Linked DNA regions of Homo sapiens: region 1 is linked to region 2. Evidence: chromatin contacts called from ENCODE Hi-C data. All regions are on one chromosome and are shown on one strand. The core of a region is the stretch at or near the end of the contact, and the rest is flanking DNA. Distances in the headings are between cores, read along the strand shown. Region 1 overlaps CASZ1 (castor zinc finger 1). Region 2 holds the start of PGD (phosphogluconate dehydrogenase).

The links. A loop is a pair of places that touch in the nucleus more often than their neighbours do. Pooled maps may share reads with other maps.
Region 1: a loop to region 2 is called in a map of B cell, with 8 times the contacts of the local background. The contact joins the enhancer-like site here to the promoter of PGD in region 2. A Hi-C loop is called at or near these places in 2 of 168 maps with a recorded cell type or tissue (B cell and naive thymus-derived CD4-positive, alpha-beta T cell), 2 of 37 single-sample maps with no recorded cell type and 8 of 50 pooled maps.

Annotation. Positions count from the first base shown.
Region 1 is chr1:10,697,701-10,700,951 of GRCh38, forward strand. The region is part of intron 3 of CASZ1 (castor zinc finger 1); the gene reads right to left. Among named protein-coding and RNA genes, the nearest start is that of CASZ1, 97 kb to the right of the region's middle. Within about 2 kb of position 1,896, at least 5 of the 41 ENCODE cell types and tissues checked have a DNase peak (open chromatin) inside an H3K27ac peak, as active enhancers do.
Region 2 is chr1:10,397,400-10,401,066 of GRCh38, forward strand. It overlaps PGD (phosphogluconate dehydrogenase), which reads left to right and starts at 1,665. Exons shown (of 13, transcript NM_002631.4): 1 at 1,665-1,726; 2 at 2,230-2,305; 3 at 2,994-3,173. The coding sequence starts at 1,719. RefSeq lists an enhancer at 1,053-1,362 and silencers at 1,843-2,162, 2,255-2,431.

The DNA of each region.
Region 1 (3,251 bases), core at 646-3,145, 300 kb after region 2:
CATTTTGAATTTGTAACTTTCACATAAACTTGAACAAAGCTCCTTTTGTTATTGCACCCCACCCCAGGATCCCAATAAACTGGTTCCATCTGAGGCGACTGGGCCAGGGCACAGAAGCCTTGGCCAAAGGACTGCGTGTGCCTGCGAACAAGCATGTTCGCACCTGCGAGGGAGTCCGTGTGTTTGCGTGTGAGCCCGCTCCGGGGCCGATGGAGGGAGGGTGTCGGGAAAGCTGTGAGCCAGCGAAGTGGACGGGAAGCATGGGGGCCGAGGGAGGGCAGAGCCAAGGCACCACGGCATGGCCACGGGCACGGGAGGTCGTGGGCCACAGACAGGTGGGTGTTGGGGCAGGGGGTCAACAGGATGAGAAGGAAACAAAGGGGAGAAAGGAGCCACAGAGTGGGTGGCGGAGCGAGGGCCGCGCCGAGTGTAAGGCAGACGCAGGGATTGCATTATGGCAGGAGAGGGGCTGGCACAGCCGCACGCTCGGCCCCGTAATCCTGTTAGCCAGCAATCTCCATTCCGAAAGAGCTTCATTTCTTTGTGAATATTTGTAAACTAGATATCTAATGGAAAATTATAGGAAAATTATAGTGAAATTCATGACGGAGAAATCCGATTATCCCTAATTCAATTATGCCATCTTAGCCCACACAGCACATTTCCCATTTTTTTCCCATAAATACCGATGCCAGGGGTCCCGGTAATCAAATAAAATTGAAAATCATCTTCCCATTAAATTCAATTAGCCGCAATTTCTAAAGCCTATCAGAGATTTTAATTACTAAATTATAAAATTCTCCAATGCTAAATTGAAACCAAAAAAATTGCACATCCTTATATTTCAGAGAAAAAGAAAGGCCAGCAAAATCCTTGAAAAATGCCCTCTTCTCTGTGGCCGGCTCCGAAGCAGGCTCCCCACCTGGAAGAGGCCCACCATCACTGCCTACTTGTCCAGCTGGGGATGAAGCCAAGGGGCCAAGGAGGGTCCCTGGCAGGGGAGGGCTGAGGGGGACTGGCTTAACAGAGGGGCAAGCCGCACCTCCAACCCCAGCGAGCTCCTCCAAACTGGCCTTCCTCTCGTGGGCTCTCCTGGCTCCTGAGAAGTCCTCAGCTCTGTCTCATACCAGGAAGCCTCTAACTCCCAGTGTCACCTTCTTGGCCCATGAATTGGGCTCAGGCTTAGGTCACAGCTTGGCCTCAGGGCTCTGTGTGGCTCCAGCACAGCGGACCGGACCGGAGGCAGCCAGCTCTTACCCAAGCACTGGCTCTCCAGCCACTCAGCTCCCCCACCGCTCCCCCACCCATGGCCTGGCCTGGGTTGGGGGTGGGAGCAAGATGGAGCCTGGGGTTGGGGGTGGACAGGTATCACACATGGCTCCATGGCCCAGAGGCTGCTTGCTCCAGGGCGTTCTCAGGGGCCCATGAGGCCTGGCAGGGTACCAGCCTTCGGGGAGAAGAGCTGGGGATCGACATGGCCCAAATCTGGCCTCTCCCTGCACTTCCAGCTCATCCTCCGTTCTCCTTCCCCTCTCCTGGGAAGTCAACGGCCCTGAACTGGCCAGGAGGAACGCCCTTGTGCCCTGGGAGAGGATCACACTTTCCCCCCATTTCCTTTTAGGGAAGTGCTGGCCACAACCCCAAACAGTAGCCCCTCCTCTTCCCCCAACCCCCACATCCCACTTACCCTGCTCTAAAAGGTGCTCTCAGAGTCAGTAGAGCCTGGGGATGTGGCATCGGTGGGGGCATAAAGTGACCCAAGGTCTGAAAGCCAAGGTAGGTTGTTGGGTGGGCAGCTGGCAGCCCTGGCAGATCCAGGACAGTCGGCAGAAGTCTTGCTGGCAGCCCAGCACCCAGGGAGCCGGGAGCAGGTTTAATTTGCCAGGCAGCCAGGAGTGCCAGCAGGGGAGGCACCCGCAAACAAAACAAAAACAAAAAAGTTAATTATCTTTGGCTTTTTCTTAATAAATATCCAAACTGGCCCGGCCGGATCCTCCACTTTGGAGGGAGAGAGAAGGAGGAAAAAACCCCAAACCAAAATCCAACAGACTGATTCTCTTGTGTCTCCCTTCCCCTTTGTCTCACCCTTGTAGGTTTCTCTTATCAGAAGCAGCGACGGTTTCACATTAATTTCCCAGTTTTTGTGAGTTCAAGAGTGTGGCCACAAAAACTTTAAAAAAAAGTTTTGGGGTGGAAACGTGGAGTGTGAGAGAAGAGAGAGGTAGGTGGGAAGAAAAAGGTGAGAAGAAACAGAAGAGAAGCAGAGACAGAGAGAGAGAAAGAGAGACAGGCAGAGAGAGAGAGAGAAACAGAGACAGAGAAAGAGAGAGAGAGACAGAGAGAGAGAGAAAGAGAGACAGAGAGAGAAAGAGAGATAGAGACACACACACACACACACACACACACACACACACACAGAGTATGAAGCAGGGACCTGGGCTAGTTGGGTTGCCCTGTGGGCCTGGCCCAGCCTGTGGCCCCAGCCCGGGCGGGGACCTGTTCTGGAATGTTGGGTTGGCATTTTGTCTCAGTTACAATGATCAGCTGCAGAAGATATGGGATTTCTCATTTTAAGCTCTGAAACCACTTAGGTTTCTCTGGCTACTTCAGTTACCCTGTTGCTGCTGGTTCCTGCTCCAAGCCTCCCTTCTAGGAGCAGGGCTGGGGAGAAGCCAAGGGAGGGGTCCCAGGAGGGGAGGCCCGCTGTCCTTATGGGAGGTGTGAGGTTTTCTATGTGGAGCTGCCAGCGTACTTGGGGAGAAGACACGTGTGCTGCTGCCTGAGTCTAGGTGTTTGGATGGTGTATGTACACGCCTGAGCCTGAACTGTCAGACACACATGATAGGCACATGTGTGTCAGGGGTGGGGTGGGGGTTAGCCAGGACATCAAGCAATCCCTCATGGAGCACCAGCTCTGGAGTCTCAGTACCTGGGTTCACACCGCAGCTCCATCTTCTACAGGCTCTGCTCCCTGAACCCAGGCACTGACCCTCTACCTTCCCAGCATCTTCAGGAAATCATCGTTAGTGGAACCCTAGGTCTGCTGATAGTGGGGGACAGAGAGGGACTGCTAATGAGTACAGGGTTTCTTCCTGGGGGAATGAAAATGTTCTAAAATTAGATAGTGGTGATGATGGTACAACCTTGTGAATATCCTAAAAACCACTGAATTGTACATTTTAAAAAGGTGAATTTTATGGTATATGAATGATATCTCAATAAAGCGGTTATTAAAAAGTGGGGGAAAGACG
Region 2 (3,667 bases), core at 415-2,914:
TTATCTCATTAAATCTGTATTTTAAAAAAAGAACTGTGCTGTGAAGTTTGACATATTTTAAAGTAGGATGTCTTAGCCGGGCATGGTGTTGCATGCCTGTAGTCCTAGCTACTCAGGAAGTTGAGGCTAGAAGATTGCTCGACCTCAGGAGTTCAAGGCTGCAGTAAGCTATGGTCATGCCACTGCACTCCAGCCTGGGCAACAGAGCAAAGACCTGGTCTTTATAAAAATTAAAAACCGGCCGGGCACAGTGGCTCACACCTCTAATCCCAGAACTTTGGGAGGCTGAGGTGGGTGGATCACTTGAGGTTAGGAGTTCGAGACCAGCCTGGCCAACATGGTGAAACCCTGTCTCTACTAAAAATAAAAACATTAGCTGGGCATGGTGGCACACACCTGTAGTCCCAGCTACTTGGGAGGCTGAGGCAGGAGAATCGCTTGAACCTGGGAGGTGGAGGTTGCAGTGAGCCCAGATCGCGCCACTGCCCTCCAGCCTGGAGACACAGCCAGACTCCATCTCAACAATGACATCAAAAAAAGGCCGGGCACGGTGGCTCACGCCGGTAATCTCAGCACTTTGGGAGGCCAAGGCGGGCGGATCACGAGGTCAGGAGTTTGAGACCAGCCTGGCCAAGATGGTGAAACCCCATCTCTACTAAAAATACAAAAATTAGCTGGGCGTGGTGGCGGGCGCCTGTAATCCCAGCTACTTGGGAGGCTGAGGCAGGAAAATTGCTTGAACCCGGGAGGCGGAAGGTGCAGTGAGCTGAGATCACACCACTGCATTCCAGCCCGGGCGACAGTGCGAGACTCCGTCTCAAAAAAAACAAAAAAAATCTAAAACTCAAACTTCTGAATAACAATTTCCTCCTAGCAAGAAGGGACTCAGTAAGATAAGAAGCGCTGCTTGGCTACTTTGCAAATGTCTGGCTTAAGATGGCTGGTTTTTTGTATCTGCCTCTGCATTTAACCTGGTCCATCTCGCGGGTCACATAGCCTCTACAAAATGAGAAGGGGTTCAATACCGTTAACTCCGGGCCTGGGTAAAAGACTCAAGTCCTGACCCCATCATACTCCAACCAATACATACCCCGCCTGCGCTGTCTGCGCCTGGGTCTCTTCAACCGCAGTGAGCGGTCGCACGGCTCCACATCAGGGTCGCCCTGAGGCTCAGCCTTCCCCGGCCCCATTCCGAGTGCGCACAGGACTGAACGAGCACGCCCGGTCCCTGCTCCGGAGCGGAGGACACGACGCGGACCCGCACGGTGCACCGCAGTGACCTGAGGAAGGAGCGACGGGCGCTCGCGCCAAAGGCGTCCGAGTGCCTGGTAAACTGTAAAGCGCGGTCCTGCGTGAGTTGCTATGGCTACAGCTGCGCCAGGCGGACGGCCTGCAGGACCGAGGTGCAGCTGGGACGAGCGGAAAGCTCTGCGCGTGGGCGGGGAGCCCGGAGCCTCGCCGGGGCAATGTCATCTAGGTGCTCGGCGCTCCACTGATCCGGCCCCCGGGGGTGGGCGGGCACGTTTGCCTCGGATGGTCTAACAGGCGTCGGGGAGAGCCAATGGTGTGGCTTCATGGCTCCACCCCCTTCCATTCGATTGGCCGGCGCCGAAAAGCCGGGCGTGAGCGGCCGCAGTTTCTGGAGGGAGCCGCTGCGGGTCTTTCCCTCACTCGTCCTCCGCGCGTCGCCGCTCTTCGGTTCTGCTCTGTCCGCCGCCATGGCCCAGTGAGTGACTCGCCAGGGGCAGCCCGGCTCGGCCTCAGCGGGCGGGGAACTCTTTGGGGGTCGAGATCTCCCTCGTTCTCTCCGACGCCTCCCACCCTGGGGGTCGCCTGAGCTCACTTGGGGCTCTGTGACCCTGGCCCTACGGCGTCTCGGGCCCAGAGCTCCTTCCCTGCGGGCCCGGCCCCCTGCCCTCTCGGCCGCGCAGGCATGGGGCGGGGCGGGTCCCTTCGAGGGCCAGGGAGGAGGCGCGGCCAGGCCTCGCCGAGTCTGCAGGGACACCTGCGGGACGCGTGCCAGCGGGAGCCGGGCGCGAGGGCGGGGCTGGGGGCCGCCTGCCCGGCCGAGGCTCTGCAGCGTGCGCGCCCGGCTTCTGGGGGCCCGCGGGAGGCGCGGAGGAAAGTGCAGACTCCCAGTCACGGCCAAATGTGGAAGGACCGGACCCCTGGGTTGCAGCGCGTCGAGCGGTGCTGACTCTTTCCTTTGTTCTGTTTCTGCCTCTCTAGAGCTGACATCGCGCTGATCGGATTGGCCGTCATGGGCCAGAACTTAATTCTGAACATGAATGACCACGGCTTTGTGGTAAGCGGCGTGGGCGCGTTGTCTTCTCTCTGGTTCCCGGGCGCTTTAGCCGAGGCCGGCGATAGGTTTGGGAGCTTACGGGTCTCCTGGCCGTGCTTTGCTAATGTGCTCTGTTGCTGCTCGTGGCATTTTTGTATGGAAAGGAGAAGCACCCTGTAGGCGTGGGCGGGCCGATCCCGAACTTAGTCCTGCGGAGTGTGCCTGTGGGTCCGTGAGGTTCACAGCCCGAATGAACGAATTAGTGTCTTAAGTAGAGAAGAAGGGTGCGGGAGGAGAACCCTTGCTGGCTGTGTAGAGCTCTAACTTGATTGCCTGATGAGATCTGGGGAGAGTGAAAATGTTTCTTCTAAATGTTAAAGTGGCTTAGACGCCAGGATGATCAATAACAACAGATAGAGCCTGTTGAACCGGCCAGTTCCTGGATTTGATTTTGAGTCCTAACACGTTGGGTGTGGATTCTACCTGACACACCGGGGGTAGTTGGCCTTCGCCTCGGTTGTCCGCCGTTTTCATCCTACTGAGGTGACATAACTTTACAGTGAGCCTCCCACAGCTGGGGGAAGAAAAGGCAAAGGCAGGTCTGACCTCCCCAGAACTTGGGTTGAATGGAAAGGTCATTGTTACTTTGGCCACAGTCTGAAAGTCTTGTGTGTCCTGGATCTCCTACTCAGGACTTTTGTCCTTCTAGGTCTGTGCTTTTAATAGGACTGTCTCCAAAGTTGATGATTTCTTGGCCAATGAGGCAAAGGGAACCAAAGTGGTGGGTGCCCAGTCCCTGAAAGAGATGGTCTCCAAGCTGAAGAAGCCCCGGCGGATCATCCTCCTGGTGAAGGCTGGGCAAGCTGTGGATGATTTCATCGAGAAATTGGTGAGGCCAGCTGTGCTCTCAGCTGCTACCACGATAGCAGCTGTTTTTGGTTTCTTCCTTTAGTTCTCCTTCTTTTAACTCTAGAGATTTTTTTTTTTCAATTTCTGCTAAGCTCTGACCAAATGATTGCTTAACTGTTGCAGTGTTGGTTAACTTGATAAGCGCTTATGAAGTAACTTTGTCCTTTGGTGGTAGTAATTCTGAGAATACTAACAGACATTTCAATAAACATTAAGGCGGGGCACAGTGGCTCAGGCCTGTAATCCCAGCACTTTTTGGGAGGCTGGTTCAGATGGATCGTTTGAGCCCAGGAGTTCGAGACCAGCCTGGGCAACATGGCGAAACCCTGTCTCTACATAAAATTAAAAAATTAGCTGGGTATGGTGGTGTAAGCTTATGGTCCCAGCTACAAGCTTATGGTCCCAGGTTCGAGACCAGCCTGGCCAACATGGTGAAACCCCGTCTCTACTAAAAATATAAAAATTAGCTGGGCT